Linked DNA regions of Mus musculus: region 2 is linked to region 1. A link is a loop called in an ENCODE intact Hi-C map of the cell type or tissue named here. Cell type or tissue: heart. All regions are shown on one strand. Links, peaks and the distances in the headings refer to the core of each region. The heading gives the core; the rest is flanking DNA.

Region 1 (5,374 bases), core at 169-5,168:
TTCTTAAATATAGCTACTGTAAATGTAGTCCGTGGTAGGCATCAACATCACAAAACAAATGTTATTTTCCAAAGAGGCAAAAGAATATTTTATCACTATGAAACTAGTGAAAAAATAGGTTAAGTCAATTGTTTGGGCTAAATCTAATATGTGAAAATCTGTTTTGTTTTTTATTTTTTACAATTATAAAAATAGTAAGCCAAAATGAATAAGCCTTCCACCCATTTACAAAAGACTCTGTTCTGATACATTCATCTGCTATTTGGACTTAAGGATCAGATTTCTCCACATTAAAAAACAAAACAAACAAACAAAAAACAACAACAACAACAACAACAAAAACCTCAGAAATCCCTTAATCTGCCTTTGAAAAATCAGCATACATTTAGTGTTTTCACTTCTACCAGCTTTGCTTAAGTTAGTCATTATTAATTACAAAACTTTCATTAAGTATGTGCATTTGAGACTTGGACTATCCAAATGTACCTAAAGGTACTTATATATAAGAAGCCTCAGTGTGCAGTATCCTACTCAGTAAAATGGGAATCCTAAAAGCAGACAAAGCCTGACTCACAGAACTACTGAAATGGTTAAGTGGGATACTTATGAAGGACTTGGGGATGAGCTTGACAGCTGGTAGGGGCTGGGAAAAAATGTCACTAGCCTTACAATTACCTTTAAGCCAAGGAATATGACAACAAAGAAAGCTGAGCCACCCTTCAAGGGCATCAATGTTTCACCAGGAGAAGCAACGAAAATGAAGATCTGGGATTTAATGGAGGATCTATAATCCCTTTGGTAGGAGCTACACCACTGTTCACAAAGCATATCATCAGATGGCATAAGAGGACCTCGTTCGTGGTCACTAGGGATATCATAAAAGGCTTTATGCAAAGACACTACTCTGGTTTGAAGAATGGGCTGTGCAGCATTTTAGGGGAGAAAGATGAAACGAGAAGTCCAAAAATAAAGGGAAATGTCATTATATAAAAAAGTAAATTTAAAATGTCAAAATACTGTAGTGGGATCACAGTAGATACTGTGAAATATATAGGGAGTAACAGCACGTTCCTAGTCCCTCCCAGGCTCCAACACAATGCTTGGCATGTCTTGAGTAAGAAATCATTTGGTGGTTGGCATATTACAAAATAAGTATAGTATTTGTGTGCACCCAAAGTTCTCGTTCAAGAACAGAATGCTCTGGAGGCTGAAGAGCATCATGTCACCCCAATAAGAAGGACCACGCTTGAATCTTCTGCGCAGTCAGCTCTCTCACTTTACAATAGACTGTGATAGTGCCCTAATAAGAAAGAAAAGGTCAACTGGGCCAACGTGATGTTTTCTCCGAGTTGCTTTTGCTCCAGCCTCTGACTTCATGAAATTCTTGGAGTTTCTCCTTGCAGCAAGCTGTGCTCATTCATCAACCTGAGTCATTTTATCTGATTGAGCCCAAGTCTCCCCCTCTTTGGTCTGCCTCCTCTTGCTGCTGAATAAATCATCCTGGGGAGAGTCCAGCTTGGAGGAAGAATTGTACAGGAAAGTTCCATCTGCCTTCAACTCCTCATTGATCCAGGCTGAACCCTCGGGCTCCAGGAAACAGAAGAACCCGAGGAAACGTCTCCCGCAGGCACTGATGCTTAGGTGGTCACGGACGCAGGTGACTGCACAGGTGCCCTCAAGAAGAGAAAAGCCACAATCCCATCTCTATGTCCAGACCAGAGAGCTTTGGGGAAACTCTTCACTCTTTAGTCCCTTTCTCTCCCCTCCTCCAAATTAAAAGATTAGCCACCCTAGAGTTTCAGAAGTTTCGGAAAGCCTGAGTCCAAGAATCTAAAAGTAGAATAAACTGTTCAGGATGATGTATACATTGGTTTCGTTAATGTCTACATAACAACCTGGCTTTTGGTTTTAGTTTTGTTGTGTTTTGGGTTTGGTTTGTTTGTTTGTTTGTTTGTTTGTTTGTTTTTAATGCTTTGCTCTTAATTTCTAGCTCCCAAGGGTCAACCAGACCCTTAAGGATCAGTTAACAAATTAATATGTTCACAAGCTGAACTTAAAATAGAATCAGCTTTCTTTCTATTCAAAATCCATCGTTTAATCGAGTTCCTTCTCTCTTGAGTGCACCAAATTCCAGAAATGCTGGTGAGGAATGATAACACCTTAAAGGACTTTCCCCTGTTCTTTCTGGATGCTCTATGCGAGGCAGGTGACCTATAAGACTTGGAAAGAGGAGTCAAAACACAGGTTTCTGGGGCACAGTCGCTACAAATAACCCTGAGAATGGTTTGGTGTGGATGGGAGGAGGGCGCTCTGGATCCTCAGGGAAAGCTGTTTTTGCTTAGGACCAAAAGGAGCTAGGAGTTTGCACTAGAAGAAGGCATAAAAAATCGCCTTCTCGGGGTTGGGGTCGGGGGAGATAGGGTGGGGTGGGGGTTGGGAATAGTGTCCTGGAGACCGCTTGGCCAGGTCATTTAGGCTTTCATGGGACGCCGCGGGGTTGCGAAAGCGCCCAGAGCCTGACGTCATTGACCATCAGCTGACTGTGTTCAGGGCCCGAGCTTCACTGGCTGCAGCCGCAGTCGCTGTGGCAGAGGTGTTGATTTCCACCACCTGCAGAATGGGGCTCCAGACTGGTACTGCTACCAGATCCCTGAAAAGCCAGACTCCAAGGACCCCGCTGGATTGGATGCTGATGCAAGAACCGCTGCGGGGCAACTTGGGTTTTGACCGCGACCCTCAACATACCTAGGCAGGCAGGAATGCTGCCTCCAGGAGGCCCCTGGAAATGCCTTTCCGAAGGTCCTCCTTCGCACCTTTCTTGACAGCCCAGTCAAATTTAGTATTCGAAATATGCAGACCACGCCCCCATCCTAATACCCTCTACTACCCAGACCCCGGGAGCAGAGAAAAGTAAAAGGCTGCCCACCGCTATGAGAGTGGCTTCTTGAGAGGATTTTAGTTTTAATCTGAAAGTTGGCATTAAATACACACACACACACACACACACACACACACACACACACACACACTACATCGCTCTCGAGTGGGGAGGGCGGAAATGAGCCCCTCTAGTGCGCGTCTCTGGTCTCAAAGAGTTCGTGGGCAAAGCGGCCTACGATCCTGGCTCTGCACCTGCCAAGGGCAGGAGCCAGTGCTTAAAAAAGAACCGCGGAGGAACCAGCGGGCGCGGCCAGCTGGAGCGCTCCACCGCAGAGCTGCCAGGCTCGGGGCTCCAGCAGCCCGCGCTCGCTCGACCCACCGGTGCGGCCCTTCAAGACCTGGGGCGTCCTGTGCAGATCTGGGTGCCTCCGTGTCCCAGCCCCCACCCCTCCCCCACCCCCATCCTGGGTTCCGGGGGCGTGGTTTGGCGCGGGGGCGGGTTTAAGTCGCCGCGGGTGTCTGACCGCTCTGACAGGTCTCCAAATTCCTCCCAGGCTCCGGTCCCGCTGCGCGGTTCCGAGCGCCCAAGTAGCCCCGCGCTTCCCTGGATCCGGAGGCGTCTCATCGACTTCCACTCGGCCTGGAGCCTCTTCTCGCTCAAACCTTTCGCCTGCCGCCTCACCCGCCAAGGCTCGTTTCTCAGGCTCAGGAATCCGCTCCTGTGGCTTCTCTTCGAACTCAGCTGTTGGCTTTATTACCCTTCCCACTTGTGCTTTCCTCACACCCCCTGGGGTCTGGCAGGCCCAATGGACTCCAAAGAGCGAAGTGAAGGGAATGGGAATTGTGTGCTGCGACCCATCAGAATCGCTACTAGCAGCGGTGACTTAGTCCTGTAGCGGAGGCTGGGACCCTGGGGCTAGCAGCGCCACGATCTTCCTTGAGGAATGCATCAGTCCAGAACCCGCGCTGCCAGTATTTGCTCTGGAAGTGGCCACAATGAGGAAGGAACCGAAGAGAGAGCTTCATTCAGCACACCTCCAAATTAACTGTTTGGTGACTTGTTAGTGCTAAGGCTACCACCTTTCTCCTGCCCTCCCGCGGGGCGCCCTGCCGCCTCACCATCACCCACACCTCCTGCCTCATCGCGCCCGCCTCCAGCTCCGCCCCGGCTCCCCATGCCGGCGCAATGGAGTTATCCGAAGGGCGATGATTGCCGCCACAGCTGCTAACTTAGCACCCATCCTAGCCATCGGTTACCCTTGGCCAGCCTTTCTGCAGCCGCCGAGACGTGGGCGTCCAGAGTCCAGTGCCGCAGCCAGGACCCGCCCGACGCGCAGCAGAAGCGCGGCGCCCAGGCGCCTCTTGGAGAAGGAAGACTGCGCCAAGACGCTGAGCTTAGAGACAGCCAGGGGGCTGGAGCGCAGAAAGGGACAGCGTGGCTCAGAGCGCTGAGGATTTCGCGGACAAACAGCCACCACTTTCACTGCGTATCCAAGCTGAGCTGATTGGCGGGAAGGTGGCTTGCCAGTACACAGGGGTCCGCTGCATTCTACCAGGAACACCTTGCTCCTGGGCTCACTATGACTTGACCTGTGGGGGCCCTGCTCAGGGCTCCTGCAGTCGAACAGCTTAGGAAAGAAGGGATCGCTGCCAAGCGGCCTTTGGGTCTTTAGGAACCCCTATCACCAACTGACACAACCAGTGTCTGTGCCTCCCTCCCCGCGGACCCAAGCCATGGAGCTCTCGGATGTGCACTGCCTTAGTGGCAGCGAGGAACTCTACACCATCCAACCGACGCCCCCGGCCGGCGACGACGGGAGCGGCTCTCGGCCGCAGCGGCTGCTGTGGCAGACGGCGGTGCGGCACATCACGGAGCAGCGCTTCATCCACGGGCACCGAGGCGGCGGCGGCGGCGGGGTCTCCCGCAAAGCCTCGAACCCTGCGGGCAGTGGACCCAATCACCACGCGCCGCAGCTGTCTAGCGACTCGGTGCTGCCTCTCTATTCTCTGGGCCCCGGAGAGCGAGCGCACAACACCGGTGGCACCAAAGTCTTTCCGGAACGCAGCGGGAGCGGCAGTGCCAGTGGCAGCGGGGGCGGGGGCGACTTGGGCTTCCTACACCTTGACTGTGCCCCAAGTAACTCGGATTTCTTCCTCAATGGAGGATACAGCTACCGAGGGGTCATTTTTCCAACCCTACGCAACTCCTTCAAGTCTCGGGATCTGGAGCGCCTCTACCAACGCTATTTCCTGGGCCAGAGGCGCAAATCGGAGGTAGTGATGAACGTGTTGGATGTACTAACCAAACTCACCCTTTTAGTCCTGCACTTGAGCCTGGCCTCGGCTCCAATGGACCCTCTCAAGGGCATCCTGCTAGGCTTTTTCACTGGCATCGAGGTGGTGATCTGCGCCCTCGTGGTGGTCAGGAAGGACAACACCTCCCACACTTACCTGCAATACAGCGGCGTGGTCACTTGGGTGGCTATGACCACCC
Region 2 (5,374 bases), core at 304-5,303, 160 kb after region 1:
TTTGATTCACAGTTCAAGGTTCAGTCCATCGTGGTAAGGAAATCAGGGTGCTTGAAGCAGATGGTCATATTACCTTCACAGTCAGGAAGAAAGGTGCAGTCAATGTTAAGGTCTGGCTCCTTTTCACCTTCATATTTGGTTCAGGAAGCCAGTTCATGTAGGTGTCACCTACAGATAGAGTGACTATTCCTACTCAGGTAACTTAGTCAATAAAAGCCCATGTGTGTCCCAAGGATAACATTTGTAGATAGTCCCTCACATGCATGCTCTGCACTTCCCAGACTAGATGATTCTGCATCCTGTCAATTTGACAGTCATAAACCATCACACAAGTTATTATGATAGTCTCCAAGACAATGCCTTGCTTAGGCAAATCGTTCAAATATGGCAAGCTGTCACTGTGCTGGTGACATTCTCTATTTCCTTCTTCTATTTCAAACCTGTACTGGGGAGAAGCAAAGATAGGTGGGGTATATTGCTTCAGTCAACTGCTCCCTTTCATTGCCAAGAGCAGACCATTTTTCCTTAGCTGAGCCCAGGGTGTGTTTCACATCTGCAGGAGCCTCCAGCAAGAACAGCAGGGTACTTGCAGCAAATTTCAGGAGCCTGACCCACTATTTCATGAAGCTCCTGTTAACGATTCCTTTATGAGTTTATTCAGCTGCCTGGAGATTGTGCTTTTCCCAGTTAGGAGAATTCACAATGGTGTGCACATGCCCTGTTATAACTTACCGGCCCCATTCTCAATGAGATTCTCTGATCCCTACCTACAGACAGCAAACTCTAACATGAATACCTTCCACCTTCAGTTCCTAGTTCAGATTCCATTGTGTCTATGCACAAAAAAAAAAGGAAAGAAACAAACATTTTCCTCACTCAACATCCCCCCCAAATAGCAGGTGTGATTTTTCTTATTCATAATATAATTAAGGGCTTACATGCCAAAATTAAAATCATTTTGTCTTCTGGATACTCTACAAAAGGAACTAGGATAATGAGCAGAGGGAATTTTCAGAGAATCTTCATAATTAGCCTGTATAGACATTACAGTTTAGCCCAGAAGTGAGCAAAACCCTTTACTCATTCATGCTAAAAGTGCACTTGCCTCTCTCTCACCCTAACTCCTGCAGACTGTATTATCTAGTGTGTTTTAGCTAACAGTTTCTGCATCTTACCTGCAGCTCCCTGATACTAGAATGAAAATGGATCAGTGGCAGGAAAAGCATGTTTGAGTCTGAGTTATCTAAGCCTCTTCCAGAACAGTTAGAGGGTGGTACTCTAGTATACGTGGGGATTTGCCCATGGATGATCCAGCTATGTGTCATCTAGCATGTGCTCTGTGGGTCTCAGGGTAAAGGGCAGGGGAGCATGCTTCAGGAGACATTTAGTACCCTCCCTTAGGTTCCAGAGCCATTCCTCAGTCACAGATCCTCTTTGGAGAGTAAGTTACTGCTGAGCATAGACATGGCTTCAGCTATGTATCTACAGCAGAAAGTATAAAATGACTAAAACAACATAATAAGGCAGATGCTTATTCAAAAGGGACAGAGAGAAGCAGTAAAGAAGCCTGGGGGACTGAGGTTGAGAGTCACTAAGATTCAAAGGCCAGTGCTCTTGCTCATATCTCAGTCTCTGCTCAGATTCCTGGGGCTTGCTCCTCCTGGTGCTTTTATGAAGAAGACAAGCCTGTCCACCCTCATCCTTCGTAAACTTTGGATGGAAGAGGCAAAAGACAAGGGTTTCCGTAGGAAAATGTCCTAAAGCCTAGCAAAATAAAGGCAAGATTCTGAAAGCATGGTATGCTATGATCCAAGAATAGCATCGGTAGGATATGTAGGCTTATTGCATCCTTAGAGAAAACTTTGCTCTCGCACTCACAAAAGGAACACTGACATTTCAAGAGGTTAAGCATTGGTCATAGAAATCCAAAGGCATGAGCCATATTTTATTGACTCTAGGGAATCAGTCATTGATCCAATGATACTCTATCTTCTATGTATTATTCAGATATTAAAAACTATACCATATTAGGAGTTTATAAGAAGCATGCACAACACACACATACACACACACACACATGTACACGTACACATACATACCACACACACACACACACACAGCTGGGCTAGCACACTCAGGACAATGATGACCAGGAAATAAAATCCACCCAACACGTAGCACAGTGAAGAACCCACATTCCTAATTCTGTCAGTGAGAAGATAAATGGAAAGAATGCCTCACGATCCAAACTTCAAATAAATCTACACAGCTTTGCCCCAATTCAGTCTGTGTGAAAAACCTCTGTCAGAACTTAAGGCGACCCTGGTTGATACTGCCACCTGGTGACTGGAAGAAACAATCACACACCTCCATGGAAAAATATCTCCCGATTTCAAGAGTCCCAAGACAGCAAAAGACACCCTGATTTCAGAGGTGGCTAAATGCTCATGCTACCAAAAATTCACATTTTAAGTAAAAATGTGCATATTTTTTAGCATTTCTAAATATCTGGAGTATTTATAATTGCGAAACCTCTTTTGATCGTAAAAGCATGTTCTCTGAAAGAAAAATGGACATGGAAACATTGATTGTACCCTTGCAATTTTGTATGGAAGGAAAGGTTCCACTCTGCTTAGACAACAGAAATAAGCAGGAATGAGGATTAGTTCCCTGCCTTTACGAGTCAGCCACAGAGAACAAAGCTACACTGGAATGTGTAGACATGCCATTCAGACATTACCTGGCCGTGACTTATAAGGACTGATACGTCCATCAACAGTATCATATGCAACCAGGCTTTTGTGTGCTTTGTAGTGTTGCACAAGTACTTGTTGTATGAATAAGAAAATGGACAAAGAGCTAGAGAAATGGCTCAGTGAGCAAAGCACTTGCCACCCAAGTGTGGCGACTTGAAGTGAAATCCCCAGGATCTACAGAAAGTCAAGCATGGTAACAGGCCCCCCTAATTCCAATGCTTGTGGGCAAGACGGGAGGTGTAGACAAGAGCATCCACAGAAACCTTAAAGCCAACAGCCTGGTGTGTGGAGTGTCAAACAAAATAGACACACTATCTCAAACCAGAGAAAGGTGAGGACCTACATCCAATATTGTCCTTTGATTACATATACCATAGAACCACATAAACACACATAAAACAAGAAAATGAAGAAGGACCTCGGGTACAATGATCCAGGAGGGTGGCTGCACTTCCCATCACTTATCTCAGGATGTATTTTACAAATGATAAACTAAAGAACAGGAGTGGGCTTTGATCCGATCTCATTCAGTAGATTTTCAGGAGGGAAAACTAAATTCTCCTTGATCCTCACTTGGGAATTCACTATTTCATATATGCCCTGAAATTTCTCTGAAGATGATATCTAGACTTCCTCAAAATCATCAATTTTATAGAAAAAAAATCTCCTTATTGCTTTTTTTATGTTGATTGTGACTGGGATTGAAGGTCTTTTTGTATTCCTTTTGCTCTTCAGGTTTTGTCTTTGGGTAGCGCCCCTTGTCTTAACTCCCTTTATTAAGGCTCTCACATTTGCTTTGGAAGTTGAGAGGCTTTGCTTTCCAGTGAGGAACTTGTCCTTCTTGCTCCCTTCTGTTTCTAGAGTTCTTACAGGACGGTAGTATGTCTCAGCTTCTGGTCCTCATTCACCACTGGAACTAGACTTGCTCTGAATGAAGGTTAGGAAGGAGATGGCAGATAATTCCAATTACAGGCAGATGTCCCCAGACATAGAAGCCAACAAAAGACCTTTAGAGCCTTGGGAGAGTTGAGTAGCATGGGCACTTACTTGCAAGAACTAAGTGTGGTGTTCCATAAGCAATAGGATGGGGCAAGGTCTTCATGCTGAGTAAAGACAAGAATATGTTACTGGACATCCTGTAATCAGTTGGACATTTTGACTTCCGGTGTTGGCATTTTAGTGGGTGAGGCATTAAAATAAAATCAACTTGGTGAAAATCAGATTTTCTTCCTCCTTCCAACTCTGACATCATCTGTGTGCTTCTGAGACTTCTGTCTTTAAGAAAGCCTCTTTCTGTAAAACTCTTCATTCTGCACACTGCAGAGTTGCTTTGTGATCTTGTATGAGATGCAAGTGCCTGCTGGTCAATTGTCCTTAAGAATCTGATTTTGCCAGGGGATATGAATTTGAGACATGTTTTTGGAGGATTTTGTTTTGTTTTGTTCTGTTTTAATTTTCAGCCATATTTCTTTGTCATTTGGCTGAGCGGACATGATTGAGACCAGCTGGTATCAAAAGGTCCCTAGGTCAACTGGAGCCAGTATGGACTCTGACAGCTCTGTAAAGCTTATACTTGTATCAGGAGGAAAAAAAAAGGCCTTGATTCAAATTCCCCTTCGGAAATAAAATCAGGCACAGAGTTACATATTATTTTACAGTAGCAGAAACAGATGGATAGTCTCTCGTCACTCCAATAGACTTTTCTGGACTCATGAAAAAAACCCTTACTTTGTTCAAAGATATTCAGTCTTCATTTTTTAAAAGGAAAAAGAAGAAAAAGCATGAAGCTGATCACCTAGTAAACATGACTTGAGCCCAGTTTTTGTCAATATGATCTATGAAGCAAGACAAAGGACTTCACCTCGCTGACATGATTATGACCAGATGTCTGTAAGGGTTAGTACGAAAATTAAGGGCTGGCAAGGTGACTCACAGGGTAAAGACACTGGCTGTGCACGAAAGAAAACTCTGAGTTTGGAATCCCGGAATCTACATAAAAGTTGGACACTTACTGAAGCGTCTGTAATTCCACCACACTCCTTCATACTAGACCAGGTAACTTGGCATATCAAGCTGGGCAGAGGGCCAGTAATGCCCTCTTAATATATCCTGCATCCTAAAGTACCAGGATTCCAACCTCTACCCACTTAATCTAGCACTGACTTGCCACTCATTAAGTAAGGTACTCCCATGATGCCCTAAGCTCACTGGAGCAGACACATTGGCTGCCTTGGCTCCTAGGATGTGTCTTAAGAATGAGAAAGACAAGCTCCTTTTTTAAGGGCATCTTTTGTTTGAATAGCTCCCACTGCTGTGTCTCTTCCTATGAGAACAAGCCATTCACATGTTTTGATCTCTTTCACACATGGGTTTCTTCACATTCCCACAAGAACTGCCTTTCTAGCCTCCCTTCTTGTTATTTCTAGCAAGTCCATCTGCTATAACTCAGAGCACTTGATCGGTTCAGTTCACGCTCTGCCTGTCTGTGTTCTGCTATCCATCCTGTTCTGCGCACTGGAGAAAGACAGAAAGCCACAGCTTCTGTTCTCATGGAATTTATACTCTAACTTTGTGACCTTGAGCCAGTCACTGACCTTTCCATTCTAAAAAATGGGACC

What was found. Hi-C counts contacts between places; a loop is a spot of excess contacts. Peaks named below come from ENCODE experiments on the same cell type or tissue, not always from the same donor. Only the 100,000 strongest peaks of a DNase experiment are listed, where the experiment ranks them.
Region 2: a loop joins it to region 1, with 3 times the contacts of the local background. A loop is called at or near these places in 10 of 42 quality-filtered maps.

What each region holds. Positions count from the first base shown.
Region 1 is chr15:64,920,346-64,925,719 of GRCm38, reverse strand. It overlaps Adcy8 (adenylate cyclase 8), which reads left to right and starts at 3,424. Exons shown (of 18, transcript NM_009623.2): 1 at 3,424-5,374. The coding sequence starts at 4,615. In heart, for the core only: no CTCF peak of the experiment used is centred there; DNase peaks (open chromatin) are centred at 2,539 and 3,399; H3K4me3 peaks cover 2,948 bases; H3K27ac peaks cover 326 bases; H3K27me3 peaks cover 4,341 bases.
Region 2 is chr15:64,761,716-64,767,089 of GRCm38, reverse strand. All of the region lies in intron 8 of Adcy8 (adenylate cyclase 8), which reads left to right. Among named protein-coding and RNA genes, the nearest start is that of Gm30752, 35 kb to the left of the region's middle. In heart, for the core only: a CTCF peak has its summit at 2,350 (motif pointing left); no DNase peak of the experiment used is centred there; H3K27me3 peaks cover 250 bases.